2 separate regions of the Homo sapiens genome follow, and region 1 is linked to region 2. Evidence: read pairs that join two places in POLR2A ChIA-PET (ENCODE). Cell type or tissue: GM12878. All regions are shown on one strand. Links, peaks and the distances in the headings refer to the core of each region. The heading gives the core; the rest is flanking DNA. Region 1 overlaps PRKCH (protein kinase C eta). Region 2 overlaps PRKCH (protein kinase C eta).

Evidence for each region. Peaks named below come from ENCODE experiments on the same cell type or tissue, not always from the same donor. Only the 100,000 strongest peaks of a DNase experiment are listed, where the experiment ranks them.
Region 1: POLR2A ChIA-PET joins it to region 2 with 7 read pairs; 7 of 35 experiments call an interaction of 5 or more read pairs at or near these places.

Annotation. Positions count from the first base shown.
Region 1 is chr14:61,510,440-61,515,816 of GRCh38, reverse strand. All of the region lies in intron 10 of PRKCH (protein kinase C eta), which reads right to left. Among named protein-coding and RNA genes, the nearest start is that of PRKCH-AS2, 32 kb to the left of the region's middle. RefSeq lists an enhancer at 2,448-2,617. In GM12878, for the core only: no CTCF peak of the experiment used is centred there; no DNase peak of the experiment used is centred there.
Region 2 is chr14:61,326,521-61,331,897 of GRCh38, reverse strand. The region is part of intron 1 of PRKCH (protein kinase C eta); the gene reads right to left. Among named protein-coding and RNA genes, the nearest start is that of PRKCH-AS1, 6.4 kb to the right of the region's middle. In GM12878, for the core only: no CTCF peak of the experiment used is centred there; DNase peaks (open chromatin) are centred at 1,176 and 2,217; H3K4me3 peaks cover 2,740 bases; H3K27ac peaks cover 3,684 bases.

The sequences.
Region 1 (5,377 bases), core at 329-5,328, 180 kb before region 2:
TATAAGAATCAACACTGATAAAGAGTAAAAACAAGCTTCGTAAATTCTAGATAACTACTGTAAGCTTTTGCATTTTGGGCAGGTATGCCTACTATTAAGTGACACATCTGGCTTATAAACTGCTCTCTGGGTAATAGAGCCAGGAGCCAAAGCCAGATGGGTCATACAGTGACATGGTCTGGCACCAGTACCTTGGGCAACGAGCAAAATGCCTCCAGAACTGGTTAAACCCAACCAGCCACAACACCGTCGTCTATTGACATCTCCACTAAGACCAAATTCTGATGCATGAAGATACAGGAATTAAGATCTCTGTTTAGTGTCAAGTGCCCAGGTCAGTACAATGACAAAAAGCTGGTTTAAGTTGAGGTTCATTCGGTTCATCCTAGACTGTCAAACGCCACTGAATTCACCACAGGTGACTGGTTCTGCTAGGTAGAATAAGTTGAACGAGGATAAGGGAAGTCACTGAACCCTGTTGCCATCCACACCACCACAGTGGCTGGAGAACTTTATTTCCATTCTGGAGAATTTCAAATCTCCAGAAATAAAACACAAAATTCCCAGGAAGTGAAACAGTATCTGTACTTCACAACGTAATCAAATAAAATTCAACTGTACAGCCAGTCCTTGTTCTTCACCCCCTCCCTGTCTATTGCTTAGGACCCATACCCAACAGCAGATGCTGGTTTGACACTCAGTGGTGTGATAACACCCAGACCATGCAAGGCCACCTGCAGACTTCTTAAATTTTTCACTGTTATAAACAACTCTGTGATAAATGAAGGAATCTTTTTGACATGTCTGAATCTATGAATATTTTTATCATGTATTTTCACAAATAAGCAATCAACTCCAAGTGCCATGTTCACATTTAAGAATTTATATCAATGCCACTGCACTGGTGTTTGCCTTCCTTGGTCATGGGGACCAAAAGAGGCAGGCAGAGAGAACAAATTTCAAAATCCCGTCTGGGCTGTTATATGACTTATTTCTCCACCTAAAATGCAATATCCATGAGGAGACTCATTGCCTTCGTTTCTATATCTTTATATTTCGGGGTTCCCTTCAGTGCCTAACACAGTGCTTTGCAAATACCAGGCCCATAATAAATGGCTATTAATCTGAACAGCAACTCCCTCCCTGACCATTGGGTTTGGCCAGGTTCCCAGGAGACCGCAGTGAGGAAGGATTAGGGAGGATGTGGGGGGAGCTGGGTGGATTCTGGTTTGTGCTGGGACCCTGGGACCCATCTGGGACCTCTACAGCCAACGTGAAGCTGCTATTGCCTGCAGAGGTCCCCTGTCTTGGGGATGACCTAAGACCAGGACAGCATACTCTGTGGCTCTCAAGTCCACCCCAGACCAGGCGTCAATCCTTCAAGACCAGTCTAGAACCAAACTGATTCCAAGAGATAACAATTTGCCCTGCTTGGTGACTGCCTGCTCATGTTTGGCTTATAGATGAGAAAAACCTTTGTTCCTTTTTTTTTTTTTTTTTTTAAAGGAGAAGAGTATTAAAAATTCCACTGACTGCCCAAACAGGATTTACATGAATTTAACTGGCTACTGCAGGACACAGTGAACTCTTGGAGTGGCTTCTGTCATTAAGACAGGGTCCGTGAGCAGACGGGTCAGCCAGGTTGGGCAGCAGGCTGGTGTCCTGGTATCCCCGGCATGTTCTGATGGACACAGATTCTTCCCTTTCTTCAGAGGCAGTAGGCGTGGGTGAAGCAGGGTAGGCAGGCTGGAATGCTGGTGCTATCTGGTGACTGTTCAGGTGAGTTAGTCAAAGGACAAGAAGAAGAACTGTCTCGAGTTAGAAAGCAGGGACTCTGGTCTTAGCTCTGTCACCTTTCTGGGCCTCAGTTTCCTCATCTGTAAAACGATGGGATGGGACACGATGATATTCCCTCCACATTTCTCACATCAGTCAATCACTATATCCTCACATATGTCCTCCTCTGCCCAGGGCAATGCTACTCAAAGTGTGGTCCACAAACTGCCGCTCATCTGCAAACTGGCGCTGACCCATGGTGAGGTAAAAGTAGAGGCACAGAGTTTTTCGAAACTATTTGACAGTATGACAAACTATCATACTGTCATACTACATGACAATATAAGTCCGCTGAATCTAATAATAAAAATGTGGTCTTCTGTTTTATATGTATTTGGAAATTTCATTTTTCTAGTAATTTACTTTTAATACATTTTATAAAAAGTATTGGTCCTAAACGGACTGAAAAAGGAAAAATTAAAACACATTGATTTATCACCACAGATAAATGGAAGAGCTCATTTCTCTCCTGGGCTGACTTTTTCACTCTTAACTGAAGCTTCTCTGTCTCCAAAGCCTCTGCATCCCTTCCTAGGCCAAGTTTGGTGTCTCTCCGCCTGTGCTCCAATGGTGTTTGGTACACACTTCTAATGACAGCATTTCTTGCACTGATTGCATCTGTTGGTTTCCCTGCAGATCTTCTCCATGCTTATTTCAGCTCTCTAGCCCCAGAACAAGGTACCTGGCACAAGGCTGGGTAGCCAATTAAGTACTAACTGAACTGAACAAGCTCTGAGTTTCTTACCTTAAACTTTGGTTGCATTCCCTTTATTCATACACCCCTTGAGTGTAAAGTGTAAAGTTCTGCGCGTGGTGGATGCTAAGGAACTGAGGAAGCAATGGTGAGAACTGCTTTCTGCATCTGGTGGTAAATCTTTTATGCTACCAATCCCATTGCGCTGTTCCTTTTCCAGCTCTCAGTCTGATCCTACTGTTACTGTAAGTGTCAGCTTGGGCAACACAGTGAGACCCTGTCTCTATAAAATTTTTTTTAAAACTAGCTGGGTGTGGTGGTGTGTACCTGTAGTCCCAGCTACTTGGGAGACTGAGGTGGAAGGATCACGTGAATCCAGGAGTTTGAGGATATGATCATGCCACTGCACTCCAGCCTGGGGGACAGAACAGGATCCATGTCTCCAAATAAATGAACAAACAAACTTATTTAAAAAACCCCCAAAACAAAGAAAATTGGGCTTGTAGGTACAAAAGCCAGTGACTAATGTGTGTGGCTGGTGATTAAAAATCCTTACAAACCAGACAAGACAAATCACTCCTGTATATCTTGTGTAAAATTAAAAGGTCAGCCAGGAAGAAAAGGAATGATGAAATTTCTTAAGTTCTTCATCAAGCTGAAAAGCTCATTTGATGCTTTGGGTATTTTTTAAAAAGGCATTTCATGGAAAACTCCCAAACCAGAAGAGATGGAATATTACATAGGAAACCATTTAAAAGCTCAGAAAATCCTTTAAGTCCAAATCAAAGAATGCAATTCCCATCATATGGAACTCATTTCTTTTTGAAAGTCAGTAAGTCAAAAATTTTTTACTAGGAATCGGCTGGTTCCCTCTGCATTTTTTCCAGAGAAGGCAGTTTGGGAACACAGTTCCAGAACCTCAGCCTCATGAGTTCTACTCCTGGATTTTCCTGGATTTTCTCTCTGAGGCTGTGGAAAAATTCTCTTTCTCTCTCTGCTTCTGAGCCCTGCTTTAAAAAAAAAAAAAAAAAAAAAAAGGGTCATGTGATCATCTGCCCAGTTTCAGGATGTAGTATATGAAATCCTGTCCTCAGAGCTCCCTGAGTGCTTCTGATCCCCAGAGCCAGACAGCCTATGCTCACGTAGAGTTTGTAGAACACAAGAAAGCACCACAGACATGACAAGTGATATATTTTCCCATTAGAAAAGGAACTCTATTCCTCAAATTAAGAAACAGAATCAACTGATGAAAAAAATTTACCAAAATTCAAGATCTGAAAAACATGAATTATTTGAAAGTAGAACATTTTACCTGTCTGATCTAGGTAATAAACAAGCTAGAGTTCCAGCCACTCAGATAAAAACTGCAGTTACACTCTGAGTTTTACAGCCTTTCCACACAATGTTCTATCCACCCACAGAGTCGGGATCCCGTTGACACAGAAGTGAACTTGAAGTTTTTGATCTGGGTTGCGTGACAGATTCCTGACTAGAAAGGTGGTGCTATCTCTCCTCCTGTAACTTTCCACTGATGCAAAGGAGGTCACAAGCGCCAGGAAGCAGCAATGACAAGCATGTGTGGGCAGAGGATCATGTGCCAAGGCAGGGCACAAGCCTTCTCTTCCACAAGAAGCATTTATGCCATCTTATTGGCACACATCGGGGAGGCTGTGCGCCTTTGTAGTTTATGCCATAAAGGAGCCAAGCCTCCAAGCTATAGCTCTGGGGATGCCTTTTCTTTCTTATATGGTTCAGGAGGCAAGGAGCGTTCTTCACCCTGCCAGGCCCTCAGAGGTGAGGACTTGAGCCATCCGAGAGGCTCTGGCAGTTCTGGGTGGGGGGCTGCCCCAATCTGACTCCTAGCTGGCTGGAGCCAGGTGTGACAGGTGACTTGCCTGGCAGGGTGCCCTTTGCCCTCCTAGGAGCTCCCCAGGCAGGCTCTGCAGTGGGCCTTCTAGAGGAGGCTTTGCAGCAGGTATTCACCCTGGGCCACAGTCACCTGCCAGGCATTGGCTCTCAAGACCAGAACCACAGGTTTAATAATTCTACATCCGAACCAAATGGAGACAGTTAATGATCCCACTTGCTAGTGCCAAGGAAAACTCACCGGCTATGTGAAAAGGAAGAACTGATGGATAATATGAGCAGAGGCTCTACTTGAGTCATTAAACCAAAGTAAGATGAGAGTTCACTGTGTGGTGACTCTATTTTCAGGCAAATTGGAGGCAACTAAACACTTAAATCCTACCTAAGTCTCTCACCACCCCTAAGTGTCTCCTCCGGAGGCTCCTCCTCCTCCACCCTCCCTTATAGGATAGCTGGTTCCCTAAGGTTCTGTTCTTGGCTCTTGCCTGGGTTTACTTCCAGCATTCCTGCCACACCATATGGTACCTTTGTGCACATTAGAAAAAGGTGCCCCTTTCTCAAGACATCTGACTGCCATCTGCCAGAAAATTCAATCATTGCACAAATCTACAATGACTAGGATACGGTGGCACTCCCTAGGGTTGTTCAGGGCCCAATCTGCCCAGTTGTGCACAGTTGCCCTGCTTGACACTTTACCTTGCAGTTGAGTCCCGTGAGTTCAAGTATTCCCTTAGACAGATGGCTCCCCAGTCTAAATCCCTATCCTGACACCTCTCTCCGGAGAGCCAGGCCGCATCTCTAACTGCTTTATGGGCAAAACTACCAGAAGTGTTTCTTTAAACACAAAAAAACAAAAACTAAACTGTACTCTGTTGCTATCCCTACTCAGTTAAAAGCTCCTTCACTGGAAATCTCGGAGTCATCTTTAACGCCTACTCCTTGGTCCCCCAACCACATCATCAGACTCCCTTCGATGTGAAT
Region 2 (5,377 bases), core at 70-5,069:
GAGCTAAATCCTCTCCAACTCTAAGCAATTTAGATTTGGACCAATTTAATTCTTAGGAGTTACTAACTTTGATAACACATAATTCATTTTGACAGTTTAAACCAAACCAATTACTCCAAAAGGGAAGAAATTATGTGATTGCCTAACACATGGAAGCAGAGGCTTTAGAGATATAAAAGTCTTTGGAGACCGTTTAGTGCAGCCCCCTCACAATATAACGGGGAAATGGGACCCAGATAAGCAGACGCTTGCCTAAGGTCACAGCTTGAACCCAGTTCTCCTGACACCCATTAAAGTACAGTGTTCCCCTATTGCTGGGAGTTGTATAACGAAATAAAAAGAGGGGTTTTTTTGTTGTTGTTGTTGTTTCTTTTTTTGAGACAAAGTCTCACTCTGTTGCCCAGGCTGAGGAGCAGCAGCTCGATCATAGCTCTCACTGCAGCCTTGAACTCCTAGGCTCAAGCAATCCTCCTGCCTCAGCCTCCCCAGTACACGGGACTACAGGTGCACACCACCATACCAGCCTGGCAGAGTTTGCTTTCTTTTTAAATTGGATAGTTAATATAATACTAATTTGCAGTAAAAGTTAACTCCCCATATATTTACTAGTAAGCTAGCTTTCTCTGAAATACTAGGACACAAATCTTTATGTAAGTAAAAATCTAAGTAAATATATATCTAAACTAATGCATTTTATAAATTAATAAATTATTACATATCTAAATAAATCTAAGTAAGTATATCTGTATTTTTGTAGATATAGATTAGATAGATATTAATACATATTAAATGTATGTATATTACACTTCTCATGAGTTAGGGCAAGCTTGTTCAACCCACAGCCCATAGGCTGCATGCAGCTCAGGACAGCTTTGAATGCAGCCCAACACAGATTCGTAAACTTTCTTAAAACATTATGAGATTTTTTTGAGGATTTTTTTTGAGCTCATCAGCTATCGTTAGTGTTAGCGTATTTTATGTGTGACCCAAAACAATTCTTCTTCCAACGTGGCCCAGGGAAGCCAAAAGATTGGACACCCCTGTTAGGGCAACAGTAATGATTTGGCTGGAACTTTGGTTCCCACATTCAGAAAACAAAGGCTTGAGCTATAGTGTCACAAAATTTAAAATGTCCCAGGTCCAAGCAAGTAATGAGTCAAGAGAGTTGGTTTCATAACAGGGAGTGGAGGGGTCTGTGGCAAACTGGAGCACCACAGCACTAAATGCCTTCAGTTTCAATGTTAAAAACATCTGTGCCAAATGAATAGACCTACAGGCTGTCTGCAGGCCTAAGAGCTATCAGGCTTTTTGTTGTTGTTCTGAATTAGATGATCATCCTGCTTCAACATCTATGATTATTTTATGATCTATACAAAACTTAAGGTATTTGATGGTTCAAATATAGTGTTCCTACTTTCTGCCTTTGTGGAGTCAAAAGTTCTTTTGCAGGTCATCTGTTCACAAGCATGGAAACAGTTCCCTCCCAAACTTTCCAAAGATGGAAACATTTCTGTGGGTCAGGAACATTTACCTTTCAAAAGGGCATCTGCGATGTCCCTCTGGGAAACATTATCAGGTCAGAAGTTCCTTTTCTTCTTTTGAGCAAAGACTGTTCACAGTCATTTAACTGAAGCAGGCTGTGGCTCTCTAGGCTGGGTCCTTAAAAGTCAGCTCTTTGTTTTTCCTCCAGGAAGATGTTCCCCACCTCCCCAAACCAGGGGCTTACCTGCCTGTAAGTACTTCTGTAATTCCCTAGTTGCTTTTGTTTGCTTTTTATCCCAATCTCCCTCCCCCTTGGAATTACAAGCCCTACGAAAGAATGGGTCATGTGTGTCCTGTCCACTTGACTTTACAGGATAGAGCACAATGCCTGGTACTTAGTACATGCTCATTGGTGGCTGGATGCTCACCTAGGGCTTGGCATTTCAAATAGAAACATGTAATAGTCTGTCAGAGTCACTACTACAAGAGCCAAGCGGATGAATCTTAGTCAATCATTCAAACAACTACACCCTGAACTCCCTGTGACCAGTGTCACACGCTTCCATTAGAGGCCAATCCATTCATACGTCCGTTCTTTCAGGTTGGAGGAGACAGCGGCAAAAGAGATCTCAGGATACTGAGGGAACACTAGGAGGAGGACCAAACCCAGACTGGCACATCAGGGACAGTTGTCTGGGTAATTAATGCCCATAATGAGACCTGAAGCACAAGGAAGAATTAGCAAAGCGAAGTGTTCCTCCTTTTGAGGAACTGAAAGATGCTCATTGTAATTTGGGGAAATGTAAGAGAAAAGGCTCAAGAGGAACACAGGGTACAGATCATGGAGAACATCCTATACCATTTTAAAGACTCTGGACTTTGGCTGGGTGCAGTGACTCATGCCTGCATCCCAGCACTTTGGGAGGCTAAGGCGGGCGGATCACCTGAAGTCAGGAGTTTGAGACCAGCCTGGCCAACATGGCAAAACCCTGTCTCTACCAAAAATATAAAAATTAGCCAGGCGTGGTGGTGTGTGCCTGTAATCCCAGCTACTGAGAGGCTGAGGCAGGAGAATCGCTTGAACCTGGGAGGCGGAGGTTGAAGTGAGCCGAGATCGTGCCACTGTACTCCAGCCTGGGCAACAGAGAGAGATTCTGTCTCAAAAAAAAAAAAAAAAAAAAGACTCAGGAGTTTATCTAAGAGCAGTGGAGAACCACAGAGGAGGAGTTTTAAATAAAGAAATGACTATTGGTTTGGCAATTGAGAAAGACTATTTTGGATACAGTAATGATAAGAGTGGAAAACAATGGACAGGGATTGTTTCCACTTAGGTCTCATTTTTATCACATTCTAATAAAGTGGAGCTAAGAAGTCAACACAAAAGGGGAACACAATCTAGTTGACTGTTTTTTCAGCTTTTTTTTTTTTTTGAGACAGGGTTTTGCTCTGTCATTTAAGCTAGAGTACAGTGACATGATCATGGCTCACTGCAGCCTCAACCTCCCAGGCTCAAGTGATCCTCCCACCTCAGCTTCCCAAGTAGCTGGGACTAGAGGCATGTGCTACCATGCCTGGCTAATTTTATTTTTTTGTGGAGATGGGGTCTCACTATTTTACTTAGGCTGGTCTCAAACTCCTGGGCCCAAGGGATCCTATTGCCTTGGCCTCCCAAAGTGCTGGGATTACAGACGCAAGCCATAGCACGCGGCCCCAGTTGCTTTATTAAATAAAAAAGGACTACCAAAAATCCCAGGCACCTCTATTATTCTACGCAAATGCTACTCTTCTCATAAAAATGCACCACACTTTTACCATCACCACTAATCACCATTCTTAACACTTACTAGATACCAAAACTTCACTAAGAGTTGCATAAGATAAAATGATTCACGTTCCACCCACCAACCTCATTCCTCTCCAAGGCTGAGGCACAACCTTTTAAATGCTGATGTCTTGCTTCTGCCCTGACTTTAACATTTTGGGCGTGAAAATTATAAGTGAAAAACGTTATAACGTATTACAAGTTTTAAAATCATAGTCTTTTAAAATGACGTAAGAGCAGGGAATTTTCCATACACAAGGTTTTCAATCCATTACCATATTCAAAGAATATAGCAGTCAGGCCCAGTCTTTCTTTTTTTTTTTTTTTTTTTTTTTTTGAGACGGAGTCTCGCTCTGTTGCCCAGGCCGGACTGCGGACCGCAGTGGCGCAATCTCGGCTCACTGCAAGCTCCGCTTCCCGGGTTCACGCCATTCTCCTGCCTCAGCCTCCCGAGTAGCTGGGACTACAGGCGCCCGCCACCGCGCCCGGCTAATTTTTTGTATTTTTAGTAGAGACGGGGTTTCACCTTGTTAGCCAGGATGGTCTCGATCTCCTGACCTCATGATCCACCCGCCTCGGCCTCCCAAAGTGCTGGGATTACAGGCGTGAGCCACCGCGCCCGGCCCAGGCCCAGTCTTTCAAGCACATATTGGTATGTCATTGATTGATTTAACAGAGGAATACTGTTCATCCAGTAACTCCTCAACTATTTTCATTTCTTTCTTTTAGAAAGATGGAAAGATGCTCCCAAAGTACTTACACTTTACTTGTCCCCCAATCACATAAAATTTCATTTAACAAATATTTAATGTTTACTACATATGAGACATTGTCCCAGGGTTAGGACAGTGAATAAGAGAGGTGGGTCCCTGCTCTCAAGCCATTTGTAATCTAAAGGAGGAAAGTATAATAAGCAAATTCATTAACAAAATGATCTCAGAGAGCAATGAGTGCAACGAAAGACAACAAGATAATAATATGACCAGGAAAATGCTCTCCAAAGGGGAAAATATCTGAGCCACAACCTGTTTGTGATGAGAAGCAGCCGGTCCCACTGTAGCAAAATTCTTCTTACAATGAAAATGAAGACGCTACATAGCCAATACAATTCACATACACTGAAATAAAACTCCCTCAAGATTCTAAAATATATTTTTCCTCTTAAACACTGTGGGTTGATCAGTCAGTGTTAGACATTCCTTCCAATTGGCTCAGAAAAAAATCAATCATGAGAATAAACAACGGCACTACAAAGTACAAAAGAGAATGAACCACTAGATAGAAAATCTGGAAGAATTTTGGTGGTATAAATTCAGACACCTGGATCCAGGAAGGAAGGGAAAAGATAATCCATGATTGTCCAGTAGTAACATGGCTGCTTCACCTGACAGGACTGATTACAAAACAGGTACCTCACTGAGAAATTGAGAGAAAGAGGCCCTCCAGGGCTGCAGAGAACACAATGTCTTCGGGAGGGCTGAACCAGGAAAACAGCCTGGGATCCTGCCAAGCCAGTCCTTCCTTCCTGAGGGGGCGCCAAGGTCTTTCCATGACGCAGCCTCCAGCTCCTCCTGCCTCCCCATGTCCCCAGCACTCTGCATTAAGCATTAGATGCTGGTCCCCATTTAGAAGGTCAGCAAATCAAGAGCAAGTACACGAAAGAAGAAAATAGAGTTTAAACAGAGGCAATTCTTCAGATTTTGGAAGCCAGAGAAATTATGCAAAATAAACATGTTCTAGAAGCAGCAGAAAAAAAACTGACAGTGATAATTTAGAAAATGAGACCATGTCCAAAAATCAGAAACTAATTTGTTTTATTGTGATTTCATTTTTTCTACGCTCCCATTCTCATAAATATTTTCTGCACTAAAGAGGAAATGTAGTTTTCAAGAGTCAGACTTGGCTCAGCTGAAATTCTGTCATTTACTAGCATCTTACTTAACACCTTCAGTAAAATATGGATAAGCGCTGATTGGTTTTTTTCCCCACAGCTTTATTCAGGTATAATTGTCATATAGTAACATGCACATACTTAAAGTGAACTATTTAATAAGCTTTGACATATGTATATAA